Regions from separate parts of the Mus musculus genome. Here region 2 is linked to region 1. The links are chromatin loops, found by intact Hi-C in ENCODE. Cell type or tissue: heart. All regions are shown on one strand.

Region 1 (8,000 bases):
CTAAGCAATAATGATGCTCTGTAGGTGAATGCCTGGCTCCCTTTCTGGCCTCTCCAAGTGCAACCTCCTTGAAGCCAATCTATGATGCCTTCTGCCTCCACAGGGAGCAGGTGGCATGAAGACCAAAGACAAAGGAGAAACTGGATGCTAGGGGTACATGGTTGATAAGTCCATTCTGTAGAGGAAGGAAAAAACTTTCTAGACAGGAAACATGGAGTGGTCAACAGAACTGGAAGCCAGAGAAGTGAAGATAGGGCCCATGGAGGATGAGCAGCATAGTACACACCATGTTTTTACCGGAAGAAGCGGTATCCAGGAAGCTACAGCCTCCCACCGGCTGCTACCCCTACCCTCATGGTACTACAGAGCCTCCCTAGACAATGCCAAGGATTGAAGTGAAAATTTCTAGTTTCTTTGGAGACTCAGTTGTGTCAGTGATGTTTTTATGGAAACTGTCTTGTAAGAGGATGTTTTGCTGAAGCAGACATGTGAGAGGATGTTTTTGCAAGCAGACACATGGGAGGATGTTTTGCTGAGAACAGATGCATCTTATTTTTCTGGAAGCTGCCTGGGAAAAGGACATGTGATGTGTTGCTAGAGTGGATGCTTGAGAGGACACACGATGTTTGGAAAGAATATCAGTATAACCCAACAGACAGTGGATGATGCTGTGGTATTGGTTCGCCTTGCCACTCTTTGCTGGCCTTTGTTGGGCTGTCCCAATGCTGGTCTTCACGGGTGACACTGTGGCATTGGTAGCACTGGTTTGACTTGACTTCTTCACTGACTTCGTAGAAAGAAATGCACCAAAGAACTTCTTGTGATATTCTGGTGGCTTTTTGCCATTTCTGCCAACTCTGGCTAATTGGCAGAGCCTTGAGGTTTCTTCTGGATCAAACTCCATTGCTAACTGGCAAGTGGTGGTTGTAAGTAGATCAAGCTACCGATACTGATTCGTGTGAACTATGCTACTGATATTCTGACAAAGAAGATTGGAATTGCTTGAAAAAACTGTTTCTAAACAGGTCCACATCTTCCTTTACCCTATTAACCTTTCCTTTCTACTACCTCTGGTGGGTGGTGGGCTAGAAGGGAGATTAAAGCATTTAAGAACCCTTATTAAAGTAGGTTTTGAAAAATCTAAGCCTACAAAGGCTCATTCTTTCTTGGTTTTTTTCTTGTTAGCTGGCTGGTTGATTGGTTGTTGGGGTTGGATTGGGTTAGGTTTCCTGAGACAGGAGCTCACTTTGTAGCCCAGGCTGGCCTTGAACTAGCTCCAATCCTCTTGCCCCATCACTCAGAGTGCTGGGATTACAGAAAGAAGACACCACCCTTTTAGAAATAGGTTTGGGATGCCAGCAAAAGGACTACACAGTCCAAAACAAAAAATTTTATTTCTGCAGAAGAATGTGTGGCTCAAAATCAACCAAGCAAGTACACCTAGCAGGAATCCTGCTGGGTTTTTATCTCTGACACAAAGGGGACCTTTTCCTCACTCTGAACTTGCGTCATGTTCTTATGGATAACTAAAAAGCTGAGTGGTTGACAGGCAAAGTGTCAAACTTGAGAAAACATGAAACCTGGATCACATACTTTGATCTTTGACAAATGTTAACTGTCAGAAGGCATCTTTGCCAGATGGTGTCTCTGCCAATTTCTGTGTTAGGTTATAGTCCTGTCCCTTTAAGCCAAGAGCTCACAACCTGAAGAATTTGGACAAACTCTTATAGCAGACAGGTCCCTGGTGGAAAGAATAAATGGTCAGGCAGGAGGCACTCAGAGGGATGGAGAAAAACAAACCCAGACTCAAGACAAATGTGGCAATATGGTGCCAAACCCATACACTCAGACGCCCGAGGGGACAGCTTGAAGACTGGAGATGATAAACAGATTCTCTCTGTATCCCTTGCAACCTCTGACTGAGTTATAGTCAATTTCTTATGTCCTCCAGATGGGTACCCTGTAGCTGGACCATATATCACAGTAGCACTCACTGCTGGGGAAAATCTTACCAGATTAGGCCTTTCCGCCTGGTCATCAGGAGAGTGTGTCCCCCAGTAGAAGTGCACACTCTAATGGTGGCGCACACCTTTAATCCCAGCACTCGGGAGGCAGAGGCAGGCGGATTTCTGAGTTCGAGGCCAGCCTGGTCTACAAAGTGAGTTCCAGGACAGCCAGGGCTATACAGAGAAACCCTGTCTTGAAAACCAAAAAAAAAAAAAAAAAAAGAAAAGAAAAGATCTCTATGTGTCCCTAATTACAGCCTCAGCGATGACCAGTCCAATCAGCTCACTCTTGATTGACTGCTGCTGATGCTGAAACCTCTGTTTAACCTTTTAACCTGGAGTGTTCTTTGCCTCATTTAACACTTTGATAGAAATCACAGCACATCTCATTTATGTTCCCCTTGGTTCCCAGCTGGGGCTCGCTGTTTGTACACAAGACAGCATGTAGCTCAGTTTGACTCTAGGGACTAGGAAGGGAAGCTGGGTGTCCCCCTGGTGCCTGCTGGAGGATGGTGGCCAAGGTGCTATCAGGTCAGCGTTAAAGGAAGCAAAACAAAGCAGGAGGCCAGGCCAGAGAGATTGTTAGGGGACTAAGCTGCAGCAAAGGTCTGCCCACTGCTGGAGGACGATGGTGAGGTCAGCCAGGCAGTGGTGGAAGCACAGGGATTCCAGCACCCAGAGACAGAGGCTGATTTCTGTGAGTTCGAGGCCAGCCTGGTCTACAGAGTGAGTTCCCAGACAGGCAGGGCTACACAGAGAAACCCTGTCTTGGAAAACCGGGGGGTAGGGTGGGGGAGCAAATGAACTATAGAAGAGAAAGAGAGCACCCAAAGACTGAGTGACAGCTAACCCATGGACCTCCTAAAAACAGGAACAGCAGGAGGGTGGGCTGGAAATTCCCAGCACAAATCCTCAAGGGTGATGGGGCAGCCAGCAATTGTGTTGTGGCCTCCAGGGGCCTTCACCCTGTAACTATCACAGTGGGGCCACAAGGGGCCCCGACACAGGCAAGGGGAAAGTAAACCAAGCTATGTGGATCTCAGCAACAGTGACAGTTGTGGAAAGCTACCAGTGAGGAACTGTCAAATGATCGGAGTGTTTTGATTTTCAGCTGTATTGAGCTGTAGTGGACAAGAAGTTTGTGTGTGTTTAAAGGGTACAACAACATGCCTCTAATGCCTGCACTTGAGAGACACAAACAGGAGGATTGCCATGACTTCCTGGCCAGTCCCAGTTACATAGTGAGTTCCTGGTGAGAGTGAGATTCTGTCTGTAACAAACAAAAAAATAAAAATGGAGATCAATAAGCCGGACACGGTAGCACACACCTTTAATCCCAGGACTCAGGAGGAGGAAGCAGGCAGATCTCTGTGAATTCAAGGCCAAGTTCCAGCCCAACCTGAGTTCCTTGGTGAGACCCTGACTCAAAACCAAACCAAACCAAACCAAAAAGCAGCACACAGACAAAAACACCAGGGGCCTAGCAGTTAAGAGCACCTCTGCTCTTCCAAAGGAGAAAAGCCTGGTTCCCAGCACCCATGCCAAGCCAAGCCAAGCCAGTGTAACCCCAGCTCCTATGGAGCAAATGTCCTCTTCTGACCTATGAGGCCAACTACACTTAAGTGTATAGACACAACATGCATGTGCATGCACTCGCGCACACACACACACACACTGAAAATAAATCTTGGGGAGAAAAAAAAAAAAAAAAAACGCCAAAACTTTCCAGGACAATAGTTATCAGAAAGTAAGGGAGCCAGATGCAGTAGTTCTCTGAATTTGAGGCCAGTTTTGTCTATGGAGTGAGTCCCAGGGCAGCCAGGAATACTTAGAGAAATCCTGTTTTGAAGAAAGAAGAGGGGGGGGGGAGAGAGAGAGAGAGAGAGAGAGAGAGAGAGAGAGAGAGAGAGAGAGAGCAAGAGCTCGTGAGAGAGCTCATTACATTTTCATTACATTTTTTGCATTTAGGACGGTAGAAAAACCAGTGTTGAGGGCCGAGAGCCAGAAGGTGGCAGTGTCTACCCAGGGAGGGGCGGGCTCCTTCATCTTCCCAGGCCAGAGCTGCCCCACATCAGTTCTTGCAAAAATCCCAGCCTACCAAGTCCTACCCCTCGGTGGCCTCACCTTCCTCTGCCTGGTAGAACAAAACGCTATGACAAAGGCCCAGGTAGTGTGGCTGCCCGCTGGGTTTTAAGATCCAACAAGAGTCTCTCCCATGAGCAGAGGTGATCCGGAGTCCTGCCACTGGATCCGAGCTGACCTCCCAGCACCTGCAGGTTCCCCAGGCCGACCCTGGCTCCCAGCTCATCCTAAACTCAGTTATTTCCTCTCTTTAGGTGAGGCACAGCTTTGGCTGAAAACTTAAGCAACAGAAGCAAACCAACCCCAGTGTGGGGTCATCACGCTTTTCATTCAGCGTTGAAGAATGAAATTATGTCATCTGCAGGGAAACGGATGGAACTAAAGATCACTGTTAACAACAAGGAAAACAAGCAAGCAAACAAACAGACTTCCAAGCAGATATGGTTCTAGCCTGCAATCCTAGCACTTGGGAACCAGAAGGAGGCTCAGAAGTTCAAGGTCAGCTTCGCCTTTAAGTTGAGTTTAAGGCCAACTTGAGATGTGTAAGGAAGCTGACCCTCCCCCGCCCCCAACACACACACAAACACACCTAAACTGACATCTTGTTTTCTCTCCTGTGCAGAATACATATATAATGACAGTAGAAGAGGTGATATATGAGGGGAGGCAGGACCTAAAGCGGGGCGGGGCAAGAGATAATAACGAACATCGAGAAACAAATATGGACGTTTTCTCTCACATGTGAAACCTAGATTTAATTCTGTGTGTGCACAGGACACGGAAGCAGAAAGGCAACAGTTCGTGTGGAGGAAGAGGACAAATTGGAGGAGGGAGAAGAATGAGAGCAAAGAACCAGAATGGATGTGTGTCTGTGTATGTGTGCATGCATGGATGTGTGTGTATGTATGTGTGAAAATGTCATAATTACTTTGTATGATAATTTAAAAAAATTTAATGTTTCAATAGTAAAGTATATGTTATATGTATTTTATTTTATTTATTTGGTTGTTCCTTTTTAAAAGAGGTTTTATTTATTTTGTGTATGAGTATTTCATCCCCATGCATGTGTGTGTACCACATGAGTGCTTGGTGCCCTGGGACATCAGAACAGGGCATCAGATTTGCTGGAACCAGAGTTACAGGTGGTTGTGAGCCACCATGTGGGTGCTGGGACTCAAATTCCCTATTTATTTGGTTTTTCGAGACAGTTTCTTTCTCTGTGTAGCCCTAGCTGTCCTGGAGCTCACTCTGTAGACCAGGCTGGGCTTGAACTCAGATCTACCTGCCTCTGGCTCAGGAGTGCTGAGATTAAAGGCGTGTGGTATGTAACAATGCTCGTTTGCTTGTTTGTTTGTTTGTTGGGTCTGGGTTGTTTGTTTGTTTGTTTGTTTGTTTTTGAGATAGGGTCTCACTTTGTAGCAGCTCTGGATGACCTGGTATCCTGGTATTCACCATGTAGTTCAGGCTGGCCTTGAACTTATAATAGGCTGTCCACCTGTCTAATCCACTTGTCTTTTACTCTGGAGTTCAGGAATTAAAGGTAATTGCCACGATACCTGCCTGCTATGTATATTTGCACAGTTAAAACAACAACAAAAATAGTCATCCAAAACTCATAGCTAATTGGAGCTAGAGAGATGGCTCAATGGTTAAAAGCAACACACATACACACACATACATGGCAGGTGGCGGGCTGGAGAGATGCTTCCGTGGTTAAGAGCACTGATTGTTTTTCCAGAGGTCCTGAGTTCAATTCCCAGAAACCACATGGTGGCTCACAACCATCTGTAATGAGATCTGATACCCTCTTCTGGTGTGTCTGAAGACAGCTACAGTATATATAATAAATTTAAAAGGCTAGGAATGGTAATATATGCCTTTAATCTCAGCACATGGGAAAGTGAGGCAGATGGACTTCTATGAGTTCAAGACCAGGCAGGGCTACATAGTTAAGTTTGAGGATAGTCAAGATTACAAATTGAGAGCCAGTCTGGAAGGGGTGGTTGGGGGCAGGAGAACAACTTAAGTTGTGGCAAGAGGACTGCAAGCTTAAAGTTTGAAACTTTGAGACTAGTCTTGGCTACATAGCAAGATCCTACTCAACCCACTAACAAAAGTCACAGAGGGGGATGGGGGGGGGGGGGCCAGGCCAGTGAGGTGAGTTAGTGATATGGTACTTCCTGCCAAAGCCAGTAATCTGAGTTCCATCCTCAGAACCCACTCTGTAGGACAGAACTGACTCCCTAAAGTTGTCCTCTGACCTCCACACTCCACAAGAAGACTATGGACACACACATACATACATGTAAAATAGATAAATATATGTAAAAACCAATCGTGGCACCCTCTGGGCTGGGTTCTCTTGTTTTGCATCTCCCCCGTTCTGACTTTCCTGTTGTTGAGATCTCTCACCACTGTCTTGCAAGCTGTCCTTCACGCAGCTACTCAGTTCCTCCTGTGTGTAACCAGCTCTCTTCAACCGCGTCCTTGGCACTTCCCCTTCTCGGCCCAACTGGCTGATCGAGATATTTTCCCAAACAAAACCTGTTCTCACCCCGCTAAGCACATTGCAGACTTGCCATCTGGTGTCTATGTGGGTCTCCTGAGAAACAGATGAGTGGGCAGCCACAGCTGAGATGCAGATCGTCTCTCTACCAGCTGCCAGGCTGAGAGGAGACCCACGGCCTCAGGGGTGGGGGCCGGGGCGGGGGGCCGGCTGGGGAAAAAGTGCATAAGGCAGCCCCTGGAACGCAGTCCCATCTCTCTATAGTGGGCCAGACCTCAGAAGGGCGGGGCTGAAGGAGGAAACAGAGAGACTTAGGTAAAGTGACCAGTAAGTTCAGATAAGAAAGGATTCAGTCTGATCAGAAAGATGCTTGAGGCGCAGAGTCCTGGAGCCAGACAGAGCCGAGTGGGGTGTGGTGAGAAATGGGAGAAGAGACAGCAGGAAAATCCCACCTTTTTTAGAAATGCTAAGCTTTTGAGGCAGGGTGCATCTGGAGCGGTTTCGGGGAGGAAGTTAAAAAGAAGAACCAGAGGACAAGAACACACGCCAAGCCTGGAAGGGAAACAGATGCCTTGCAGGGATCCCTCTCCAAAGCAGAGGCAAGAAAAGGGAGGGCAGGAGTGTTTCCAGTGAAACCCGCCACCTGAGGAGCGCTCACCAGGCCAGGCAGGAATGCTGGCAAGAGCTGACAGGTATACCTGCTTGAGACAGGCCAGACATTGTCCCGATGCTGCGGCCCACAAAACACAACGCGCAAGACTCACTGTGATGTTAAATTGTCTACTAGGACATTTGAAAGGGTGAAAGAGGGGTATGGGGTGGCATGGGTCTGCCTTCCCAGCATTCCAGAGGGTGAGGCAAGAGGAAGATCAGAGATCCGCCTGCTTCTGCCTCCCAAGTGCTGGGATTAAAGGTGCTCATCACTTCACTGGCCCAGTTTTTTTTTTTTTTTTTTTTTTTTTTTTTGGTTTTTCGAGACAGGGTTTCTCTGTCTAGCCCTGGCTGTCCTGGAACTCACTCTGTAGACCAGGCTGGCCTCAAACTCAGAGATCCGCCTGCCTCTGTCCCAGATTATTGTTTTAATTATTGAGACAAGGCCTCACTGTATAGCCTTAGCTTGTCTGGAGCTTTCTATGGACACCAGGTTGGCCTCAGACGTACAGAGGTTCACCCTTGCTTCTGCCTCCTGAGTGCGGGGATTAAAGGCGTGCATCGTGCACACACACAGCTATTGTTTTATTTTGAGACAGGAATTTCGTGTACTCCAGGCTATCCTCAAACTCCCTGAGTTGGGAAGGATGGTATTGAACTTTTGATCCTTCTGCCTCCACCTCCCAACTGCTGGGACTCCAATCGAGGGTGACCACACCCAGTTTTCAGAATACTGGAGATGGAATCCAGCACAC
Region 2 (8,000 bases), 180 kb after region 1:
GCAGGCCCTGCAGTGCCTCCAACAGTCTTGGCTCTAGTTCTGCCTCCAGAGTCCCGTGGCCCAGCTGTCCATGCCTGATCAAAGGCGTCCCTAATCAGCTACAGGTCCATCCAAGAGAGCCTCTCCTTGAGCTCCGCCACGTCACAACCAGCCGGTCCTCACCTGCCCGCACCCCAGGAGAACACCTGGCCAGCTGCGCACAACAGCAGCACATGCTCAGCTCCCAGCTCCAGCTGGCGGACCCGCAGCTCTGGGGCCAGAGGCTGGCAGAAGGGTGGTTCTGGGGTCACATAGGCACGGGCGCAGGGTAGCAACGGCAGGGTCCCCATCCTAGACTCCCTGCTGGGTTCATCTTCCCCTTGGCCCTTTGCCCCAGAAACCAAGTTCTGGACCCAGAGGGGCTCCCCCTGTAACGCAGAACCTGGTACCCAGGCCTGCACTTCCGTGCTGGAGCCGCCCTTGTTGCGTAGCAGCACCAGGAGTTCCTCCGAAGCCCACACGTCCCTGCAGCCGTCTGCTGCACCGCTCACAGAACCTGACAATTCCACCCGGCCTCCACCTGTGTGGGCAGAGTTGGGAGGGACGCATGCCATGGACCTGGGAAGCTCGAGGCTGCCCGAGTAAGGGTGTACGGGTGTTGGGTATTTCTGGACTGGCATGTTAGGAGGGTTGGGCAGGTATACATGATACAGGTCTGGAGTTGGGATTGTGAGGGCACTCACGGGTCACCAGGGCAGTGTAGCTCCAGCCTGCGCTCACTTGGCAAATATCATCACTGGCATGCAGTGGTTCAGGACTGTACACTGAATGGTGGCTGTTCCCAGAACCCAGCGCTTGCCCGAAGCCACAGAAACCAAAGCCGAACCAGGCTCCGTGCCGTTTCTCGGCCATGTCCAGGTTGAGCCCTCTGTGGGTGGACACTTGGCTGTGGTGTGGATTAAGGGATGCAAGATTAAGGTTGCAAACCAAGGAGACTCTTGCAAACAGGACACCTTAGGAACGCTGGCAAATCCTGCCTTCCAGGGGGCTGAAGTTGCACTACCTGTAAAATAGAGACAGTATGCCATCCTAATCACCGGGCAAACGGAGTCCATCCCACTACTGTCCACGGAGCAGAGCTTTGGCCAAAGGTCCTACCAGATTTTTGACTGCTGAACTGTCTGCAGCTGACCACTTCTACTTTTGGCTCAAATCCAGCGTACAGCTGTAAGAAATATTAAGTATGTGTCTTTTAAGTCAAACTTGTATTCAAGGCAAGAAAAAAAATTTTTTTTAAGATTTATTATTTGGGGTTGGGGGGTGGGGTGGGGCTGGAGAGACATCTCAGCGGTTAAGAGCACTGACTGTTCTTCCAGAGGTCCTGAGTTCAATTCCCAGCAACCACATGGTGGCTCACAATCAATATGCAATGGGATCCAATGCCCTCTTCTGGTGTCTGAAGACAGTTACAGTGTACTCAAACACATAAAACAAATAAATAGCTTTTTTTTTAAAATGGTTTTAAAAAAAGAAGTGGTTAAAAAAAAAAGGATTTATTATTTTGGACTGGAGAGACGACTCAGTGGTTAAGAACATTGGCTGCTCTTCCAGAGGACCCAGGTTCAATTCCCAGCACCCACAAAGCAGCTCACAGCTGTCTCTAAGTCCCGTTCCAGGGCATCCTACACCCATACACAGACACACATGCAGGCAAAAAAGCATGCACAGAAAATAAAATAATAAAATAAAAGATTTATTTTACAATATGTGTAGAGATGTTTTTCCTGCATGTCTGTCTGTGCACCATGTTTGTGTCTGGTGTTACTAAAGGGCAGAAGAGGGCATCAGACCCTCTGGTACTGGAGTGTGAGCCATCATGTGGGTGCTAGACCTGAACCCAGGTCTTCCGCAAGAACAGCAGTGCCCTTCACCACTAAGCTTCCCCACACCCTTTTAATGTGAGGCAGGGTCTCTCTACACAAGCCCTTGCTGTCCTGGAACTCACTATGTAGAACAGGCTGGCTTCAAACTCACAAAGATCGCCCCATCGCTGCCTTCTGATTGTGGAGATCAAAGGCATGTGCCAGTACTTCTCTAGCTGGCCTGGTGTCTAGATCTTTATCTCCCTGTCCCTTGTAAGACTATTTTGAAAATGTTGCACACACACACACCAGTAAACCCTGTGTTTTCTCAAAGTCCAATGACCAGTGACCCTTTTCTCTTTCCTCCTTAATTTCCATGGACTAAGTCTTACACGACTACCCAATTTGGGGCATGGTATTCCTTATTTTATTATTTTATTTTCTGTGCATGCTTTTTTGCCTGCATGTGTGTCTGTGTATGGGTTTAGGATGCCCTGGAACGGGACTTAGAGACAGCTGTGAGCTACTTTGTGGGTGCAGGTCTTTGTTGTACACTTATCCTGCTCCCATTGGTTGGGGTGTTCAGCTGTAGCAGAGGATGTGCACTGTTCAATATTCATATCTTTTTTTTTCTTTTTGTTTTTTTTTGTTGTTTTTTTTTCTTTTTGTTTTTTTTTTTTCTTTCTTCTCTTTCTTGTTCAATATTCATATCTTAACTTGTCTACCAGGATTAGTTACCCACACACATGTTTCTTTCTGCAAAATAGGATGTCAGTTCTCAGGGAGGTCTTGAGAATTTAAACTCTACTTGGCCCCTACTCAAAATGGAAGTCTTTTTTTGTTTGTTTGTTTCAAGACAGGGTTTCTCTATATAGCCCTAGCTGTCCTGGAACTCACTTTGTAGACCAGGCTGGCCTCAAACTCTAAAATCCTCTGCCGCCCAACTGCTGGGATTAAAGGCGTGCACCACCACTGCCCAGCCAAAATGAAAGTCTTATTCCAAATAGTTCCTTATATTGGCTCAGGTGACTCTCTTACCTTGGGGCCCATCCCAGGGGCAGCTTACACTATAAAAGCTTATACACAGGTGCAGAAAGTGCTGCAGGGTGGTTGTTTCGGGTCCAAGGGTAACTATACAAAGTCGTTCTACTGACTTCTATCGTGATTGGTTTCAAGGGCACAGAACATAACTATATAATCAATCTTAGCATTAGAAAGTTCCTTAGGAACAGCACAAACATGAGAAAGTTTCTTTATAATGGCAGGCTGTCCAGGTAACGGTTACCTAGGCCTTAACCTTCCATCTAGGCCTTAACAGTGGTCTCTTTCTTTGCAACCCAGAACTTATTTCTATTACCACAAGGGAACTGTGAGGCATGTACGTGGGAGATCAGATACAACACTAGGATCTGAGGCCCACAGCTCCAGTCTCTTAGCCTTGAGAACTTTAACCCCGAGTCTCCATTCAAATTGACTCCATTTTTCTCTAGACTCCCAATCACACAGCAAGTGTGGAGCTGAGCCGTGTCCTATGGATTTATAAGCCTCGTCCCAACAAGAAGAATAAACACCTGGGACCTAGGTGGGCGTGCCTGTGCACCTGGATCCTATTGCACAACTTCAGTTTTACAAGGCGAGTGGGGACAGCACTGCTTGTATCTACCTAGCAGAACTGTTTGCAATAAATACAAATCAAAATTTAAGTGTAAACAGTCCTAGCTTAGTTTACACAGTAGAATTTAACGACGAAAATGACCATTGGCTCTTACCGGGTTTCAGAGGCATTTGGACAATTTCCACTGGACCTTACTCGGTCGTTTATTCAAGAAGTCTTTGCTGCGCCTTTCCTTTGACTTAATGTGATGACTATGGGTCCCAGGGAGCTCAGGCTGAAATTGGGAGACAGTCGCGCGGTTCAAAATGCAACGCCACTTCACTCGAATGGATCAGAATTTTACAGACACTCTCGAGCCTCTTAAGTCAGATCTGAGACTACAGCTCCTGGATCCCCAACCAAAGGAATCTTTCATCTTCCCATTAGCCTGTACCCTCAACTCATCAGGAAAGCCCTTTAAGCAGGAAACCTTGAAAGTGAGCAGCGCATAGTAATGTATGGCTCGGGGAACAGATGGCCGGCGGAGTAAAGCACTTTTTAAGGGCCTCCGCGCCAAGCAACGCGGTCATTCGGTGCGCCAGCTTTTCGGAGCCAATCGCAGGCACGAGCGGTGACGTCACCACTGGGGCGCGCCTGACCGGCACACATGCGCCGGGTTACCTGCCACCAGGCAGTAGGCTGAAGTCTCCTGTGCGCGCCAACAGCAGTGGACGCGGTTGGAACCACTGAATGAATGGATACTCTTGACGATCCGAGGGAAACGGCGGGCGAAGACCAAGCCCTGACACCCTCCATTCCCTTTGAACAAGGAAGGAGGTCGTTCACTACTGAACAAGCGCAGGACTGAGGGCCAAACAGGAAGCTGTAGTACTAGTGCCTTCACTGATTGGCCCAGGCTCTGTCACTTACTTGTACTGAGCCAATGAGTGCCAAGCCTGGACTCCAGCCTCTAAGAAACCGGTGTTCCTAGCCATATAGGGAATCTATTTGAGTCCTGTTTCTCCTTCAACCTGGCAGAGTTACAGAAAAATGTATTTTCCCCGAGGGAAGCGCACACTGACCCCAAATTCCAAACACAGACTGGGTAGAGATCACAGAAAACTCACAATATCATGACAAATGTATCCAAGGACCAGCATAAAAAAACGACACTGAAAAAAAAAAAAAAAAAAAAAGCTGGGCAGTGGTGGCGCACGCCTTTAATCCCAGCATTCGGGAGGCACAGGCAGGCGGATTTCTGAGTTCGAGGCCAGCCTGGTCTACAAAGTGAGCTCCAGGACAGCCAGGGCTATACAGAGAAACCCTGTCTCGAAAAAAAACCAAAAAAAAAAAAAAAAAGAAAGAAAGAAAAAGAAAAAACCAACCAAACAAACAAACAAAAAAAAAAAAAAAAAAAAAGACACTGAAATTTGATCAGCTTCCTAAGCTTTAGGCTAACTCACCAGGATTTAGAAAGAAACCAGCGTGGGTGTTGGCACTTGTAATTCCTACAACTCTTAACGGTTGAGAAAGGATTATCAGTTTGAAGCCAGCCTGTCCTACCCATATTAAGGCCTTGTCTACAAAGGTTCTCCATGGGCCCACTGGCTTCCTTCTGTTACAGCAACAGCGCTCTACAGCACACTTTGCTGATGTCCAGCTGTTGCTCCTGAGTGTCCCACCCTCAGCAGCCCCGCCTACAACAACAAACAGATGCTTTAGTTCCACAGAATTTATTAGCGGGGTGAGCCTGCTGGCAGGCTCTGATGATGCTCCCAGCATGTGAGGATGCTGTTGTGTCCTTCCTTCTTGATGCCCATAATCCTCAGGCTTGAATGGGATGTACGTCCCCCAGCCTCAGCTCTCTACAGTACAGACAGGGCCCTCCTGAGTGCTGGCAGGGCAGGGCTGTATGCTGTGTGTCCTGAGAACACCAAAGTGCAACTGTGGCAGCTGTGGAGGCGAGGCAAGTATCGAGCATCCCAGTGCTGACTCAGAGCTGTGAAGGGTGACAGATGCGTGAGCTGTGGGCCCCGGGCCGATCGTCACTCTCCGTCCTGGTTGGGTTGGATGAGTCTATATTCCACTGCTTTCTCCAGGCAGGCTGCGGCAGCCCTGGTGACTGGGCTCTCCTCGCCCTTGGCCAACACTGACAGGATCTCCAGGACCTCACTCTCCATCAGGGTGCCGGCGATCTCCTTCGAAGACTGCATCATGTTCAGCACCACCACGGTGCCCCGGTGCTGCAGCTCCTGGTTGGGGCTGAGGAGCAGGGCCTGCAAGATCTCCAGCCAGTGTGTGGTCTGTAGGAAACGGGCGGATGTGAAGACTGGCAGAAACCACATCTACGCTCTAGGAACTCCCCGACACAACAGCCATACCACCATGTAGGGAACTGCTAGCTCCTTCAGCCTCCCCCGCCCAGACCAGGTACTCACCACTTGAGGGATACGACTGCAGAGTGCGGGCCGCATGGAGGTGAGCATGGCCAGGCCCCCAGCAGCCGCCCTCCGCAGCAGCTCATCATCCTCGCCGCTGTACAGCACCAGCAGCTTCAGCCGGTCATTGCCCTGGGCCTCGAAGAGATCTTGCACCTGGGACAGATGGAGGCAAGGACCATGCTACCGGGGTTCAAAGCCTAGCCGAAGGGCAGGGCTGCTGGTACCTGTCATGGCAACCACCGGACCAACCCCGGCACCTGTCAGTCATGGCGACCGGCCAGACCAACGCTCACCTCTTTGCTCATGGCTAAGTTACACATGCACTCGGTAGCTGCGCGGCGGATCATCTCATGCTCCTCAAACATGTAGCCCTCAATCATGGGCACAGCCTTCTCCTTCAGGATCTTCTGCCTGCGGGGTGAAGGTGGAAGGACACGTATGACCAGAGTCTCCATATCCATAGGTGCCGCCCTATCCCGGGTGGCTGAGCCCTGAGCTCAGGTGCTCCCCTAGCAATGCCCAAAGACTCTGCTGTGCTGGTTAGGAACTGCAGTGCTTTCTAGCCTTCTGGCCTGGCAGGAAACAGCATGGGGTTGGGTTGTTTGTTTGTTTGTTTTTTAAGAGATTTATTTATTCATTATATGTAAGTACACTGTAGCTGTCTTCAGACACCCAGAAGAGGGCATCAGATCTGGTTACAGATGGTTGTGAGCCACCATGTGGTTGCTGGGATTTGAACTCAGGACCTTCGGAAGAGCAGTCGGTGCTCTCAACCGCTGAGCCATCTCTCCAGCCCCAGCATGGGGTTGTTAAGCATCCCGGAAGTTAGCAAAGCAGGGTGGTTATGAAGACGGCTCTGTAAACATCAACCGTTTGCGCACTGAACCTGTCCGAGCCGCTTGAACTATTTCACCTGGTACTCATCATAACCCCATGCTTGAATTACCTTCCTTAATGTAGAGTGCAGAGGTGGCTACCGTCACTATTTAGCCAAAGCAGAAACTGGGCCGCGTGGTGAGTGATGTATTCAAGGTCACAATTAGTACTAACAGCTAATAAATGTTCACTGTGACTACTGCCAGGGCCAGATACTATGAACTAATGGCTTTCAGGAGAGGTCAGGGAGGTGGCTTTTGAAACAGATTATAACCTAGCCTGGCCTAGAACTCACAGCCAAGAACTCTTCCTCCCTTGGCATGAGCCACAACACCCACTTGTGCCTGATAAAGAGTTTTACAAGCATTTTCTCAGCCAGCTCTCCACGCTCCTACTTCACGGGTTAAATAACTAACTCACAGAGAAGAAACTGAGGCAGAAGGACTTAAAAGCTTTCTTAGGATTATACCATGAGCCACTGAGTGTCAGCAGCCTGGGGAGAGAAGGAAATAGAGGGTAAAGTCGGGGCCCCAGAGCTTCACCCTGCCTCCCCTGGCATGACTCTTCATCTGTAGGCTGCAGAGGAGTCATTGTGAGGCACAAAGAGTGACCAGGAACTGGCTTCCAAACTACAGAGTGAGTGAGTGAGGCTCCCCCAAATCCCCATACCAGGCTCCCAGCGGGTCCTTACCTGAGCCTCTCACTGATCCCTGCCAGGTTTGTTAGGGCCATGAGGGCCTCAAAGTTCTGCAGTCCTGAGCAGCTGAGGTGCAGCAGAGAGACAAGGGGCCGGACTACTTCGTAGATCTGTGATAGAACTGCACCTATCAGTGTTCACCCAATCCCAAGACCCCAGCAGGGAGCCCACCCAAGACAGTGGCTCTATGGCTGTCTCTTCCTACCCCAGGACTCAGCAAAACTGCCACTTCCTGATGGTCATGAGAAGGGGCCCAGGCCAGGGCTCCTCAGGGCATAATGAGGAAACGGGGGGGGGGGGGTCCACAGTCAGAGCAAGGAGACACATACCCGCTCGCCAGGAAAGGTCATCTCTGGGTTGGAGGTAATGGTCAGCTTGGCAAGAGCCTGGGCGGCCTTGGTCTGCCCAACATCAGTGCCTTCCAGAGCCAGGGGGAGCAGAGCCTGTCAAACGACCCCAGCCCTGTCAGCACCCAGGCTGGCCCCGGGAGCACAAGGTCCAAGCCATCGATCCTTACTGCACTCTCCCCCAGCCCCCCAACTCTCTCCTTG

Evidence for each region. Hi-C counts contacts between places; a loop is a spot of excess contacts. Peaks named below come from ENCODE experiments on the same cell type or tissue, not always from the same donor. Only the 100,000 strongest peaks of a DNase experiment are listed, where the experiment ranks them.
Region 2: a loop joins it to region 1, with 4 times the contacts of the local background. A loop is called at or near these places in 5 of 42 quality-filtered maps.

Annotation. Positions count from the first base shown.
Region 1 is chr7:80,136,954-80,144,953 of GRCm38, forward strand. No RefSeq gene overlaps it. Among named protein-coding and RNA genes, the nearest start is that of Gm45202, 14 kb to the right of the region's middle. In heart, CTCF peaks have their summits at 2,604 and 4,016 (motif pointing right); DNase peaks (open chromatin) are centred at 4,138, 6,588 and 7,058; H3K27ac peaks cover 780 bases; H3K27me3 peaks cover 215 bases.
Region 2 is chr7:80,320,140-80,328,139 of GRCm38, forward strand. It overlaps Rccd1 (RCC1 domain containing 1), which reads right to left and starts at 4,315. Exons shown (of 9, transcript NM_173445.4): 1 at 3,611-4,315; 2 at 1,138-1,204; 3 at 723-1,042; 4 at 163-559; 5 at 1-74. The coding sequence starts at 891. It overlaps Unc45a (unc-45 myosin chaperone A), which reads right to left. Exons shown (of 20, transcript NM_133952.2): 16 at 7,779-7,892; 17 at 7,444-7,559; 18 at 6,170-6,287; 19 at 5,874-6,029; 20 at 5,153-5,738. The coding sequence ends at 5,481. In heart, no CTCF peak of the experiment used is centred here; DNase peaks (open chromatin) are centred at 4,072, 4,342, 5,332, 6,142 and 1 weaker place; H3K4me3 peaks cover 1,801 bases; H3K27ac peaks cover 2,371 bases.